2 separate regions of the Mus musculus genome follow, and region 1 is linked to region 2. Evidence: chromatin loops called from intact Hi-C (ENCODE). Cell type or tissue: left cerebral cortex. All regions are shown on one strand.

Region 1 (8,000 bases), 280 kb after region 2:
TACAACAAAAAAAGGTATGTGAATCATGCCAGAGAAATCACTGTTAATGTGAGCTTGCTTCCTACCTGTAAAACTGCAGTAGTGGTGGTGCTTGCCTTTAATCCCAGCACTGAGAAGGAAGAGGCAGGAGGAACTCTGAATTTGAGGCCTGCTTGGTCTATAGAGTGAGTTCCAGACCAGCCAGGGATATTCAGCCATATAAATCATTTTGAAATTAATTATTGGATTAGTGTAGACTAGAATATGGTTACAGTATTTTATTCATAATGATATCCTGTTAATATTTCATAAAATATGTAGAAATAAATTACTTAAAAAATTCAGGTGGGGTGGCACATGACAGGCAGGCAAGTATCTGAGTTCAAGGCCAGTCTGGTCTATAGAACAAGCTCCAGGACAGCCAGGGCTAGACAGAGAAACATTGTCTTGAGAAACCCTGTCTCAAAAAAACCAAACCAACCAACCAAACAATATATTACTTATAAGAGTAATTACTGCTCTTCCAGAGGACCAGAGTTTGGTTTTGGATTTTTGTTTTGTTTGTTTTGTTTGTTTTGTTTTGTTTGTTTTTTTTTAAGTTACTGTGTCAACCCTCAGAACTCACTGGTAGACTATCTCCATATTTAAACTGTAGTACACCAATTCATAAAATGTCTCAAGTCACACAGTCTTGGTCCTATGACCTCCTAATATGACATTGAGGAAGACACCTGGATTTCCCGTGATGTTATTGTCCTACACGTGGAACTGCAGCACTGATAGAGCACACTGTTGATCCCAGCGCACGGGAGTAAGAGGCAGGCTGATTTCTGTGAGTTCTGAGGTCAGCCTGGTCCAAATAGTGAGTTCTAGGCCATCCAAGGATACATAGCAAGACCCTATCTCAAAAATAAATATAATAAATTGCCGTGGTATCTTTCTACCTTACATGTTTCAAGGATTACAAGGTATGCAATTTAGAGTCGTACCTGCTGCATGTCCATGCATCAAGTCAGCCATTCTACTGCTGTGATGATGACAGCTTTAAGTGCACTTGTCACCACATTCCCAGTGTTCATAAGCTTTTAGAGGTGGGGTTTCTACCTATAATTAGCATAAAACTACAAACTGCATAGAGACTGCCTAGCTGTCTTAGCTGCTTTTCAGTTGCTATGACAAATCACCGTGACCAAGGCACTTTATAAAAGAACCTGTCTAATTTGGGGACTCGCAGTTCTAGAGAGTTAGAATCTATGACCTTGTGGCAGGGTGCATGGCAGCAGGCAGGCAGGCATGGCACTGGAGTAGTAGCTGAGAGATCACAACACAAGGCAGAAAGACCTGACTGGGAATGACTTGGGCTTTTGAAACTTCCGAGCCTGTAACACCTCCAACAATGCCAAACCTCTTAAATCTTCTAAAACAACTGGAGACCAAGTATTCAAATACATAAGCATGTGGGAACAATTCCCATTCAAAGCACAACACTAGACAATTACCACAGCTCTTACTTTAAAAGTCTTCTATAACAGAGTATTTTTGAAGTTATAGGTGCTAGCTTCATAAATTGTTGTTGCTCTCCTTTATTAATTATGTGCTGGGGGCTGGGGAGAATTAGATTTCAGAAGCAGAGAAAGACCTCCTTCTCAAGCAGTTGAGTGGTAGACTACAACATCTAAACAGATTACGCCAGGAAGCTCTGGACCTAGAAATACAGATGGAAAAGCAAAGAAAAGAAATTGCCGAAAAGCATGAAGAGATCAATACCGTGCAGCTAGCCACAGACAGCCTGGATCCCAAAGACCCAAAACATGTAAGTAAAATGGGAAATCTTGACTAGTTCCACGGTCTCCGTGGAACTGCTACTTTATATCTGTGTATAGATAGTATTTGCCTTACCATTTTAATAGCAGAATCCTTTCTGAAAGTTTTCATTTGCTATACAGATTTAAGTTAGAAAAAAAAATATTATTCATATACAAATAATTATATTTTATTATTTATATTTATTAATTATATATGTAAATTATTTGTATATGAATAAATATAATTAGATAGAAAGATATGAATGTATTCATATCAAACATTTATATCCAAAATGGAACCACCTAGTCTTGAACAAATTGGTTTTCAATAAATGAAGGCTACATGACACACTGGGGTTAGTGGCTGATTTTTGTAGTATTCTAGAGCAAGAGAAACTTTCTTCAAGGTGCTCTGTAAATTGGTCTCCTAAAGACAGGAAGTGCTGAAGCAAGGTCAGAGGACTTCTGTACCTCTTTAAGTTTTCATGCAGATAATCCACAAACGTTGTTTGCTGGTTCTATTTATTTTGTCCTTAAAAAGAAAACATTTCTCTAGAGTTTGCCATGATGTGTTGTGAAATAAAGATGAGTGAACGATAGGGTTAGACTCTTGTCTCTTTCTGTCAATCTATACCCTAGTTAATCTTACTAATGATGTATATTTTAGCCACTATTTCCTTTATAATTTACTGTCACAGGTGGAATTGTAAAGTTATAATAAAAAAAATGAAGATCTCTGGAGTAACAGGAATCAGAATGTAATGTGATAAGGACAGTGCACTAGAAATGCTCTAAGTACTTGTCAGATTTCTCTTTTAACATCAGTTTTATATGTTTGTATGTATGTACCTATAAATAGAGGCCATGTAATTTTGACAAGGATAAACTAATTGTTGTAGGTATAAAATATCTTCAAAAAAGAAGCCTAAGCCTTGGTATTCTTACTGAAAGCATTATTTTATTTGTGTGCGTCCATGCGTGTGTAGTGTACATTTGTGTGTGCACATAGCATCATGTGTATGTGGAGGGTAGAGGTCAATGTCCATTGGCATCCTCACTTGTTTTCTGTTTATATATATATTCATTCATTCATTCATTCATTCATTCACTCATTTTTGAGACAGGATCTCTTATTGAGTCTGAAGCCAATTAATTGAGCTAGGTCAGGAGCTTCAGCAGTTGGCTTTTGTCCCCTCCACCTAACCCACACTGGGGTTCTATGGTCTTGCTCTGTGCCTGCCTTACAGGAGGGCTGGGCATCCAGATCAGCTCTTAGGCTTATATGCCCACCTCCCCAGGTTATTCTCAAGAATTTTTGTCAGATGAAAAATCAGAGATTTTTAAGTCCTGTAATGTATAACAGTCAGTAGTATCTTACTATATTATATTTACATATTAAGTCTTCCGTCTGTGAAAGGGTTGCCATGACAATAGAAAACTATATCCCCCAGAAGGCAAGAATGAAGCAGCTTGCTGGTCCTGAGTCAGATTAAAGCCACAATTGTGTTTGCTACAGCAAATGACCATGGCATTCTAGGCATAAGGGGAAATTAAGTTTCCCTGTATTTCTGAGCAGTATCACATAGAGGAAAGGGCTAAAGAGACCTTTTGTTTTGTTTTTGTTTTGTTGTTGTTGTTTTGGTTTGGTCTTTCTTTGAGACAAGGTTTCTTTGTGTAGCCTTGGCTGTCCTGGAACTCAGATCCATCTGCCTCTTCAGTACTGGGATTAAAGATGTACCATCACCTCCCTGTTTTTTGTGTGTTCTTTTTTGTTGTTGTTGTTGTTTTGTTGTTGTTGTTTTGAGGGATGTGCCTCAAGACAGGGTTTCTCTGTGTAGTCTTGAGGGTTGCTAGGTAGGAGTAAGGCACACTGACCAAACTCCAGTCCTGATACCACAGCACAGTTCTCAAGGTTTTCACTTGCAGAGGGTAGAATTGTGACTTAGGAAAACTCAATTACTTGCCCCTCAGCACTCTTAGGAAGGGATGGAGCCCTTGCTTAAGTTATTACAACAACCCTCTCCTTACAAAAGGATTTTTAAAATCCAAAAATGAAAAATGAAATCTTAGCTCAGAACCAAGCCTATTCAGATTTTTAAAAAATACATAAACATTTTATTAGGTTTCAAAAGGGGAAATGGCGTTTAAAAGTCGAATCCCGTTTTATTTACCAAGTTTTCCCAGCTAGAGGAACAATTGTCAACTGCAAACACAATGAAGATCTGTCCTGCTTTCCTAGAGGGAATTGGAGTGATCTTTCAGCCTTTGGGTGTGATTGGCCCTCGGGAGCTTCCTGTGTTTTGATTTAAAGTTGCAGGCGGGGCCTGACCACAGAGACTGCTGGTGACTGGACTAGCTCGCTGTCACTCATGCTTGACTAGGCCCATAGTTTGAGGCGCTGGGAAGTTACTTGGGCACGGAGGCGCTTGCCAAGATGTGGCTGTCAGAGAGGGAAGTGCACATGAATTTGAAGACAGACTTAGAAAGCTTTGCGCAGCCTGTTTTTGTTCCCCACGGCTCTGTCATAACAGGAAAGATTCGGAGTTAAGGTATGGTCGTTCCTCTGTGTATAAAGAAAGGGCTTGGACGGAGGAGGAGCCAGATCTGTAAGTTCCTGTTTGTTCACAGTAACTCTTTTGTGAGCTCCACCGCTGCAGAAGAACCGCAGGAACGGCCGTGGCGCCGCGTGTTTCACACACAGCAGTGCCGTCTTCTGAACCACATGTTTGCCCTGCGTATAGAGGTTGCAGTGCACTTTTAACAGCGAATTTTAAGCTGTTGATTAAGAGGACAGTAGAATTTTTGTTCATTCTTGAGCCACAAAAGTGTTTGGTGTACTATTAGGATATAAACTCTTACCTACCTACAGTAACTGTTGTAGGAAAGATTTAAGATGGGTATGTGGGGAGTGGGAAAAGGTGATTCGAACACCCCGTCAAATCTACCACCTGTAAAATAACAGCTGGCCTCAAAGGTGGCGGTGGCCACTCATTTGCTCCCCATTTGAGGGGGGGGGGGTACCTCTCAAACTAAGCTCTTTCTTGTAGAAGCTAACATGTCTTAGGCTTGGAAACAGTAGCACTTGTTGCTCGGGCTCTAACTGTTCTCCTAATGAGTTTTCCCTCAGTTATTGTTCTGTTCTTCTGATCCTCTTGGATAAGGTTGGAGTCTTGGGAGCCTTGAGGGGAAGGAAGGCAGATGTCTCTCTCGGGAATTATTTTGTCTCCAAATGAACTGTTGCCTAAGGAAACCAGTCAAGACATTTGATTGACGTGAGATTCAGGCTTACATTTCTGAAGTGGAAGGTTAGACTAGATCATTTGCTCTCTGTTTTCCTCAGCACACCTGGGGGAGATAATACATTCCTGTCACTTAGCAGTGGCTCCATGATATCATAATTGTCAGGGCACAGGAACAAGAGGGTGTGTGGGCCAGAGCGCGGAGAGTGTAAGGGGTATGCCTCCCAGGGCCCTACAAATGAATTCCTGCTGGGATAAATGATTTTTGAGCTTCCTCTCCATTCCCAGATAATTATATCTAAGAACAAAATGTTTGAATGAATGGAAATAGAAAATAAATTTGAATCCCATGTGTTTATTGATCTGAAGTCTCCATTTTCTCCAAGCCTACCTGAGAAACCTTTTAAAAGTATAATTAAATGCTATTTCTTTCAAATTAAAAAGACTTTAGTTATTTACTATAAAACTCCCAACCTAAAATTTTTGTAAATTTTAAAAACTATAAGTAAAATCTCTTAGAGTCCTTATACATAAATATAATGCCTATTTATACTTTGAAATTATCTTTGGATGTTCCCTGTAAATATGCTGTCAGTGTAACCAGTGTTCTGAAAACCTTTTTTAAAAAAGACATATTTTAATGCTATGCATAAAACACTGAAATTTCTATATTGTGCCCTTGAAAAATGGCTTATCCTCCCTGATCGGCTCTGTGTTCTCATCTCATCTCGGATCACCCTAAGGTTAAACAAGAACCATCTATATGAAAGTTCTAAAGGGCCTAACTCAGAGCAGATGAAATTGTCACACTTTATTTTCAATACTGGTTTTTAAAATGTTGCTAAGAGTTATTATTTTCAATAGTGTTAAAATTTTGGGTTGTATTGATGATTTTTTTCCCTGAAATTCAGTCCCACATGAAAGCCCAGAAGAGGGGCAAAGAACAGCAGCTTGACATTATGAACAGACAGTACACACAGCTCGAAAGCCGCCTGGACGAGATACTTTGTAGAATTGCCAAAGAGACTGAAGAGATCAAGGACCTTGAACAGCAGCTTACAGATGGTGAGAACTCAAGTGTGATTTAGGGTAAATAGCTTCAGGGCACACAGAAGATGCTCACACGGACAATCCAAGACTTGGCTGGATACAGTTCAGCTCTTTTTACTAGTGTTCGATGGGGAATTTTGGCTGAACATACCCAAAAACATTTAGTGAAATTTAAAGTATTTTGTATTATTATGGTTTGTTACGTTGATGACCAGTGAATCAGGCTTCAGTAGGGAAGAAATCAAGCTGATCAGGAAAAGCTTGGTCAGTGATTGCCTTCTGTGGCATACAGTCCTTTCAGGAGCCCGTTGACGTTAGGAAACTCATTGTGAGTTATAGAAGGTGTATAGAAAGAAGGCAAATTTAAATAGCATTTTCAGAGTAGAGGAAGAGGGAAGTAAATCAGGTGTGTGACGGAGCCTGAGCTCCAGGTAAGGAAAGGTTCCATCCGTTGATCGTCACCTTCAGTTTGTCTCTGCCTTGATAAATAGTTGTTGAGAGAGGCTTTTTAAAGTTTTCATAAAAGTATCCTGTAAAATAGCATGTGTCAGCATACACTTTTTAAGTACTTAACTAAAAATGTATGTATGTGTTTGTTATGCCTGAAGTATGTCTATGTACCATGTGCATGCCGTGCCCATGGAATCTGTAAGAGAATGTTGGATCCCCTGGAACTGAAGTTACAGACCGATGTGAACCTTCATGACAAGAAGCCAGTTACTCTTAACTGATGGGCCATCTTTCCAGTCCCTATGATAGCTTTTTACCCTTCAGGGTATATATATTTATGCTGCCAGTCTGAGATTCGTGTGAGTCTTATATATTGACTGGTTTTGTATTGTGTATTCAGGAAGAACTCATAGTTTTATTATACTTTAATATTATTTCTTTCTTTCTTTCTTTCTTTCTTTCTTTCTTTCTTTCTTTCTCTCTGGGTTTTTTGTTTGTTTGTTTGTTTTGTTTTGTTTTGTTTTTTGACACAGATTCTCTATGTATCCTTGGCTGTCCTGGAACTTGCTCTGTAGCCCAGGCTGGCCTCAAACTCACAGAGATCCACTTTCCTCTGCCGCCTCCCACATGCTGGGATCAAAGGTGGGTAGTACTACCACCCAGCAATGCCTTTTTTCCTATTTTAGAAAAAATTAAATTTTACAGCATTATTCAGGCATTCTGTAAATATTTGTCATAAGTATGCTTGTCTTATTTATGCATACTTGTACAATATTCCTGTATTATAGGAAATATATTATCCTATTTTCAAAAATTAGATATATAAGAAACTTAGACTTTCACTGTGGGCTAATAACCAATCACTAAAGAGACAAAATACTTCTAAAATACATATTACCCCTCTGTTTTTATCATGCATAGGCCAGATAGCAGCAAACGAAGCTCTGAAGAAGGATTTAGAAGGTGTCATCAGTGGGTTGCAAGAGTACCTTGGAACCATCAAAGGCCAGGCAACTCAGGCCCAGAATGAGTGCAGGAAGCTACAGGATGAGAAAGAGACATTGCTGCAGAGACTGACAGAAGTCCAGCAGGAGAAGGAGGAACTTGAACTCATTGCCATGGATGCAGAAAATATGAGGAAGGTAAGACTTGCTTTTCTGCTTTTTGAGCTTCGGAAGTAAATGACGTATGTCAAATTCACTTAGAAACGGGTCATCAAATAACTGAAGAATATGAACGTGTGTCTACCCAAAATGCTGTATCAAATGTTTATGTTGGGTTCATGGAGCAAAATTATAGGAATACCATGGTTCATCTTACTGTTATTACTTGATAACTGACATTATTTACAGCTAATAGAACATGAGTTACGTTACACCTTTCATCTTCTGCTCATCCTCATTGCTTTGAGGATTTCCCTATGTTGTTTTAACGACCTGTTTTAGATAAAATCTTACTATGTAGCTCAGGCTGGCCT
Region 2 (8,000 bases):
CCACAGTGTCTCACAACCACCGGTAATGAGATCTGATGCCCTTTTCTGGTGCATCTGAAGACAACTACAGTGTACTTATTTATAATAATAAATGAGCAGGGTCAACCAGAGCAAGCAGCGGTCCTAAATTCAATTCCCAACAACCACATGAAGGTTTACAACTACAGTGTACTCATATATTTACATAAATCTTTTTTTTTTAAAGAAACAACAAAGCAGAATGAGTATACACACCATACACTGGAGAGAGGGGACTCCTTTGAATCTTGGAATTACATAATTAAGTCAACAGTGTGACTTGGGATGGTGGCTGGCAGCAGTGGGAGGAATTACCATTTAATAGACATAAAACTTTAGTTTTCAAAGATAGAGTTTTGGAGAGGGACAGCAATAATCACTGTATAACACATATATAATGCTACTGAAAAGCACACTTACAATAGCTATATTTTATTTTACCACGTGAATTACATGTGTGTGTGTGTATATATATGTGTGTGTGTGTGTGTGTGTGTGTGTGTGTGTGTGTGTGTGTGTGTGTGTGTATGTATATATATATAATCTTACTGCAACCAAAGTTAAGGGAAAAAAACCTAACATCATGAATGCCATTAAAATAAGTCAGGTATAGGCTAATTTGTGATACTGGTCATATAGAAATGATCAGTGTGGAAAAGGAAACGCAGCTGGACCAGGACTCCAGTCATTCGAAAGTCAGGTTACAGGAAGGGATGACTTAGCTACCTCAGCACAGCCTAAAAGAAACACGTCCTGGTTCTAGTGCCACTGACAGGCTGGAGCAACACCCCCTCCCCCCAAGTCTTTTTTGTGTGTCGAGAGCTTTGCTGTTTAGATATAAACATTGGTAAAACAGTGACATGGCATGTTAGTTGGTACACGCTGTCCCTTCTCTTCTGACTTTGGACATCAGGAGCCAGAGAGTCTGACTACATCAAGACTAGACTTAATAGGTCTGAAGAATCAGCCCAGCCCTCAGTGATGATGACCCACCAATGGATAAAATGGTAACAAAGGAAACTTTCTGGTTAGGGCATTACACTTCCTTCCCTGTCACCACAACATGGTAACAGTGACACACAGCCGGAATACCAACGCCAAACAAGTTTGGATTTATTTTATTTTCAAAGGAAAAGTAAGAAATATTATTCAAACTATTATTCCTTATATACAAATAATATAATTCGATGATTCTAAATGACTTATTTTTTAGAGACTACCCAAGATACCCAAGATTTTGAGGCAAAAATCAGGTAAGGAAAAAGAAAATGTGGTTGAGAGAATCCAGAATCATTTTGGCTTCATTTTATTTTTTAAAAATGTCATGAGTGTGCCCATGGAAACTTTGAGAAAACAAACCTCGACCTTGCAGCAGAGACTTTGGCAGCCAGAGGACTCGGGGAAACACGAGCACTCTCAGGCTCCTACTGCTTTTACAAGAGCCGAGTCTACACAGCATTAAGTAGGGACAACACTGCTGATGGTGAGGCTGTGCCTGGGAAGACAGACGTCCTGTGGTGTGGAGCACGGATGGAATCGTGTGCCTTGGGAAATTCTGCTGTTTTAGGTGGAAAGGGATCAGTCAGCCCCTTCTACTGCTGTTGTGGCAACAGGTTTCACATAGTATGGACCTTCACTTAGGTACGCTCTGAGCCTCAAATAATTTGAGTTCCCAAAGATCTCTGCAACTGTCTTGGAATTGGCAAGTGCTTTTACCAGTTCATATTTGGCATCCTTTGAAGCTTTGTCATGTTCCACAGACCGGTCCATCACAAACTCTACAAAACCTGGACTGTTAAACATAAGTCTCTGAGCCCAGGGCTGGTCTGCAATAGCCTGAAAGTGAAGGCAGAAAGAGAATACAACTTATAGTTAAGTTCATGAGCAGACAACATAATACTTAAGAGATAAATGTGATAGCACAAACCTTAAATGCATCTCCCTTTGTCCAAGTAAACAGATTCCTGAGAAACATTTTTTAAAATTCTCTAACTAACTAAAAGTTTCGTATGGGGCTGGAGAGATGGCTTGGCACTGACTGCTCCTAACTGAGTTCTGAGTTCAACTCCCAGCAACCACAGGGTGGCTCACAACCATCTGTAATGGAATCTGATGCCCTCCTCTGGTGTCTGAGACAGCCACAGTGGCCCTTTAATACAATCCATCATGTTGTAGTGACCCTCCAACCATAAAATTATTTTTGTTGACACTTCATAATTGTAATTTTGCTACTGTTACGAATCATAATGTAAATGTTTTAGGAGACAGATTTGCCAGTGGGGTTGCAACCCACAGGTTGAAAACTGTGGGCTGCTGAAATGGCTCAGCTGTTAGAAGCACCGACTGCTGTTCTGGAGGTCATGAGTTCAAATCCCAGCATCCTTATGGTGTATTCACATACATACAAAAAAAAAAAAAAGGGCCGGGCGTGGTGGCGCATGCCTTTAATCCCAGCACTCGGGAGGCAGAGGCAGGCGGATTTCTGAGTTTGAGGCCAGCCTGGTCTATAAAGTGAGGTCCAAGACAGCCAGGACTATACAGAGAAACCCTGTCTTGAAAAACCAAAAAAAACCCCGAAAAACAAAACAAAACAAAAAAACAAAACAAAAAAAAGAAAGAAAGAAAAAAGATTTGTGAACTACCATGTGGTTGCTGGGAATTGAACTCAGGACCTTAGGAAGAGCAGCCAGTGCTCTTAACCGGTGAGCCATCTCTCCAGCCCCTTAGCTATAATTTTATAACCACTGTATTTATGGTGTGGCTCCCTCCATAGATGGGAAGTTTGAGAAAGGGCCCACCGTCTCACATCAGGGGAAACTTGTGTATGAGAACCAGGATCATTTATCGCCACTGTACCAGACTTAGTAGTTCCTGCACTGGAGCCACTTCTTGAATAATTAAGAGGTTCATAAGCAAAGTTAGCAGTGCTGAGGTCAGTTGCCACAGCAAAGGTCAGAGGTGAGAAACCAGCAGCCCGGCATATCCAGAGCACGGAGTGCCAAAAGGGAGTGTAGGAGTCAAGGCTAAAGCTGAGCAGAACTTGAGGAGCTGGGTCAACCTGTGATGCAATAGCAGCTGGTTTAAACCTCAGACAGTAGTGAACACCCCTTACTGACAACCCGTTGGCACGAGTCTCTCTCAATGGCTCCTGAAGCAGCAGGGTAGAAACTACTGCGTGCACAGAGGCTAGCTCACTCTAGTGCTCCGTGTTGAGCTGGCAGTCACAGAAGGATCTGAGGAGAAAAGGTACCTACTGTGAAAACTTTCAAGGCAGCACAGTGTAGCTCCGGGAAGGGCTGGTTACTGATACCACGGAAAAGCTCCAGGGAGTCTCGAGACATGGAGGAAAACCAGGATTCTGTCATTCCCAGGAAGTCATCAGTCTGCTGCTCAGGCTGCAGCACAGAAAGGAAATGCCCATGGCAAGGTTACCACAGCCAGAGAAAAGCCCGTGCCTGAGTCAGGAAGCCTTGGATAAATGGCATTCTGTGAGCCCCTTGGAGAGAACCCATCTCTCAATCCAGGCCAGAAAGCTCCCATCTTTGTTGGACGGGATGAACTACTCACTAGGACTCCTCCAGTTCTATTACTCTGTCATTCTATGTTACACTTAAGATATGGACGGTGATGGCACACGCCTTTAATCCCAGCACTTGGGAGGCAGAGGGAGGTGGATTTCTGAGTTCGAGGCCAGCCTGGTCTACAAAGTGAGTTCCAGGACAGCCAGGGCTACACAGAGAAACCCTGTCTCGAAAATAAAAAACACAAGCAGACAAACCAAAAGATATGAGTAACCGAGCTGCTGATGGCTCAGCGGGTAAAGCCCTGGCTGTGTGAGCCTGACAGCCCGAGTTCAGTCCTCAGGTGTCATATAGAGTAGGAGAGAACTGACTCCATCAAGTTGTCCTCCGATCTCCACATGTGCACTATGGCACGTGTGCCTATACATATGCACATCTCCTGTAACCCCCTTCTCTCACTCACGATGATAGATTTCGGGAGTGAGAAGGGGTTATGGGTAAGCTAACTAAGACTAAAGAAGCAGCCCCCACCCCCAAGGGACTCTGATCCCTGCATGAGTGGACAATGCTGTTCCCAGAGGAAATGGGCTAGTAACTGAAAACCCCAGCGACTCCCTACAGTTGGGAGGTCCCAGAGAGCACCTCCCCTATTAAAGCAGGTTATGCCTGTTGCTCTTAGCTGTCCATCATAACTAAATGATAACCCTGGAAAACTTCTTCTAAGCTGCCTAGCTTCCGCAGTACCATAAACTGCTCTCTGCAGGATGCAGGGGAGCAAAGACATCAGTGTTCTTGCCCAGTGCTGGACCTGAACGCTGTGCCCACTTGCGATGACTGTTATGAGGAGAACCAAGCACCTGACTGGACTGAGGCCTGCTCCATAGGACAGCATTCAGGCTTGGTACCGTAAAGCTGCAACTCCAGTTCTAGGGGTCTGAGCCCTCTCCTGGCCTCTACAGGCACTGCACACAAGCGCTAAACACCCATACCCATACCCATACCCATACCACACCACACCACACCACACCACACCACACCACACCACACACCACACCACACCACACCACACCACACCATACCATAAAATGACCCATGGCTGTGGAAGTCAAAGGTCTTAGAGGGGCACCTCCTATTGTTGTTTTGCTAGCTGCTCATGTTTATATTTAGATTTGTGAGGCTTTCAGCCTTGGTCAGAGATGCTTCTTTTTGCAATGGGCAGTGACTGGGAATAAGTGACTTTAATATTGCCTATAGTGACACATCTGTATCAATCCCCTGCTTCTCAAGGCTCAGGGAACTCTGAAGACGAGAGGGCAGAAAGAATTTAAGAGCTGAAGATGAGAGGAGTGCTTGAGATGGCTAGCTGCTGTGGTTCCCTGCACAAACTTAAGCCAACCAAAACCCCAATGCAGCCAAGGAAGAGCTAGAGGAGTTGACAGCAGCCAGGGAGGAAGGGGGAGTCTTGCATGTGTGGCCATGACCTCAAACCCTGTGCATATGGGCAGCACTAATTACATAATAAGAAAGAAAGCAGATAGTCATGAGGTTGGAGAGGACATTGGAGGAACAGGGAGGGGACACTGGAAAGGAGTGGACACAATCAAATGTATGCATACGTGTATGCAACTCTTGAATAAATTGAAAAATACCCTTACAAAGTTTTCATGTCCCAGTAACATAGTGAAGGTAGCTCTCACTCTCCTGGAACTCACTCTGTAGACCAGGCTGGCATTGAACTCAAGAGTACCTGCCTCTGCCTCCCAAGTGGTGGAATAACCACTGCCCTGCTTTGTTTTGTTAGGTCTTGAGCCAGGGTTTCTCTCTGGAGCCCTGGCTGGCCTGGAACTCAGAAACTACTAGTGCCATGCCGATTCGTCCTCCCAAACACAGACAGCCCGCTGCCCTTCATTAACTTCCCCGTGTACTTACCGATAAATACAGGAGAGAGGAAACTGCATCCAAGCACCTAATCTTCAGCTCCGTGGAAGCATTCTTTGCTTGATATCCTACTCTCATGAGGACACGTTCAAAGCGGGTTCCTGTGAAGGATAAGGTGACACATTAAACCCAACCAGTGCTGCCCATCTCGTTCATACTGCTGTGCTCCACCACCACCATCCTTCTCAACAGCCCAACCTGAGACGAGGTCCCAACAAGCAAACCCCACCCTCCCTTCTCTCTCCCTGGTGCCTGATCTCGGCTTTCTGTTGCTATGAACTTGACCTCCCTATGTGCTTAACATAAGCTTGTCTGTGAATCGTGCAGTACCTGTTCTCCATGCCTGGCCCTCTTGTTTTAGCAAAATGTCTTTAGACCGCCTCTGTGCTGCAGCTTCTGTCACAGCCTCACACTTTCACACACATGTAACTCATTCATCCACCACGTACATTATGGGGTTTAAATTGCTTTGAGCAGATAGATACTGCTCTACACAGGAGTATATAGACACTGCTTGAACCTTTGCTTGCCATATTGTATTCCAGAGTTGCTGGCTCATACGCTAGCTCTGTTTTAATTTTTCTGTGGAACTTCCATACTGTTTTCTAACATCTGAACACTTGTTATGCTTAGAAGAAAATAAAGGTAGCGGCTACCCTCATGGGTACGAAGTGAAAAGCAATGGACGCTCAGCACGGTAAAACATTACGGAGGAGTGCAGTCAAAGGTTCCAACCTGCACAGGCTCGGAAGGGTCTCGACACAAAGTGTTCCTTCTGACTCTCTCTGTGCTTCTGAAATACTCAAAACCCTGAAGAAGCTGCTGCTGTGCTATTTTGATAAATGAGGAACGTGACCAGAGAAGTTATGTAAATGAAATTCATACAGCTTCCGTCAGTGTAGAAACTCGAACACAACATGAGCAATGCCATAAAATTAAGGAAAATGTTAGCAGCAAACCACATGGTTCTTGTTGGATGAAAGCCTACATATAGTAAGGAGCAAAAGCCACAGCTTTCAGTACTAATCACAAGACTCTGGGAGGCAAGTTCATGTTAGGGATAAGAAGACTGTCGCCTGCAAAAGTAGTTTCTAGAACAGTTATCCCACCAGCAGATGAACCTGAACATGAAATCCTGGCCCAAAATATGTCTTACAAAAGCCAAGTCAAGTCACACCAACCTGTCTTCTGTAAAACTTGTTTTCCTTCAACACTGGATCCCAGGATTCCAACTGTGTCGACAGCGACACCAATCATGGTGGGGTCTTGACTATCCGCCATTTCAAACACCTTCTCCAGAAAAACAGGGTAGCGCTCACAGATCTGCTGAGGACTATCCATGACGGCCAGGTTTCCAAAAAACTTCACAAATCCTAAAAGATTTACAAAAATAGACGTTAGGAGAAGGATAAGAAACACAAGTTGGGGGCTCCATGTTTCCACAGGAATTATCAGTAACTGTAGGCAGCAGGAGGAGACAGATAAGCACTGTGCTGCCTGCAGCGGACAGCTAAGGAGATTCAAAGACCCATCTGTGTGGTTCCAAGAACGAAATTCCCCAAGGTGTCAACGGAGCTTGAGGGGAGAGGCAGAGAACTATCTGTGTGTTACAGGTCAGCTTGGTCTATAGCCAGGTAGGGAGAGAAGGAAACGGAGGAGAGAGAGACAGGGAAGGAGGGAGGAAGAGAGAGAACATAGGCACACCAATGGATACCAATGACAGGGAGTGATTGCACCAGGTGCAATCACTGTAAACTTCAGCAGACCACCTCAAGGGGCATTACCCTCAGCTACTCGAGTGTGTGAGGAAGACTAATCAACCCGACCTGGAGTGAAATGGGCGGGGTGAATCCTCCTCATCTCACCGCACAGAATGCACAGATCTGGACTCGGTGCACGGCAGCATACTGGTATATTGGTATTCTGATTTATTTCTCACTCAACTGTTGATTTTTTGAGAGATGGTTTCTCTGTGTACTTCTGGCTGTCCCAGAATCACTGTAGACCAGGCTGGCCTTGAATGCAGATATTTGACTGCTCCTGCCTCCCAAGTGCTGGGATTAAAAGCATGCACCACCACACCTGGCTCTCACTGAATTTTTAAAGAAAACCATCTAATGCTGTAGAGTGCCCATGTTTTCATAACATCAGTCCACAGTGCAGTTGTCCCAGTACAACAGATTCCACCTCATTAAGGGACTCTTAGTGTCTTTTGTTTTTATTAACTTTTCAAACTAACAAAAAAACAAAAACCAAAAAATTCTGTACACAGCTGTTATGTACATCATGTCTGGAAATATATTTGTATTGTATACTGGACAAATTAAGCAAATTAATATACGTACTATGTTGTTTGTGGTGAAAACACTTAAGTCTCTTCTAAGCACCACTTAAGAGAGCACACAGTGTAACAGTCATGACCCTGTCCTTATTTCTGGCAGTTTGGATGCCTGCACTCCCACCGTCACAGCAAGCCCTAATATCCTCTAATCATCAACCTATTCCTGGGTTCAACTTTGGATT

Evidence for each region. Hi-C counts contacts between places; a loop is a spot of excess contacts. Peaks named below come from ENCODE experiments on the same cell type or tissue, not always from the same donor. Only the 100,000 strongest peaks of a DNase experiment are listed, where the experiment ranks them.
Region 1: a loop joins it to region 2, with 2.0 times the contacts of the local background. A loop is called at or near these places in 1 of 42 quality-filtered maps.

What each region holds. Positions count from the first base shown.
Region 1 is chr2:35,128,024-35,136,023 of GRCm38, forward strand. Cntrl (centriolin) reads left to right here. Exons shown (of 44, transcript NM_001379274.1): 10 at 1-14; 11 at 1,598-1,792; 12 at 5,935-6,088; 13 at 7,445-7,665. Among named protein-coding and RNA genes, the nearest start is that of Cntrl, 23 kb to the left of the region's middle. In left cerebral cortex, a CTCF peak has its summit at 4,215; a DNase peak (open chromatin) is centred at 4,138; H3K4me3 peaks cover 1,144 bases; H3K27ac peaks cover 784 bases.
Region 2 is chr2:34,850,980-34,858,979 of GRCm38, forward strand. It overlaps Psmd5 (proteasome (prosome, macropain) 26S subunit, non-ATPase, 5), which reads right to left. Exons shown (of 10, transcript NM_080554.2): 7 at 6,659-6,850; 8 at 5,469-5,578; 9 at 3,273-3,413; 10 at 1,110-1,854. The coding sequence ends at 1,597. Among named protein-coding and RNA genes, the nearest start is that of Psmd5, 16 kb to the right of the region's middle. In left cerebral cortex, a CTCF peak has its summit at 4,460 (motif pointing left); a DNase peak (open chromatin) is centred at 6,395.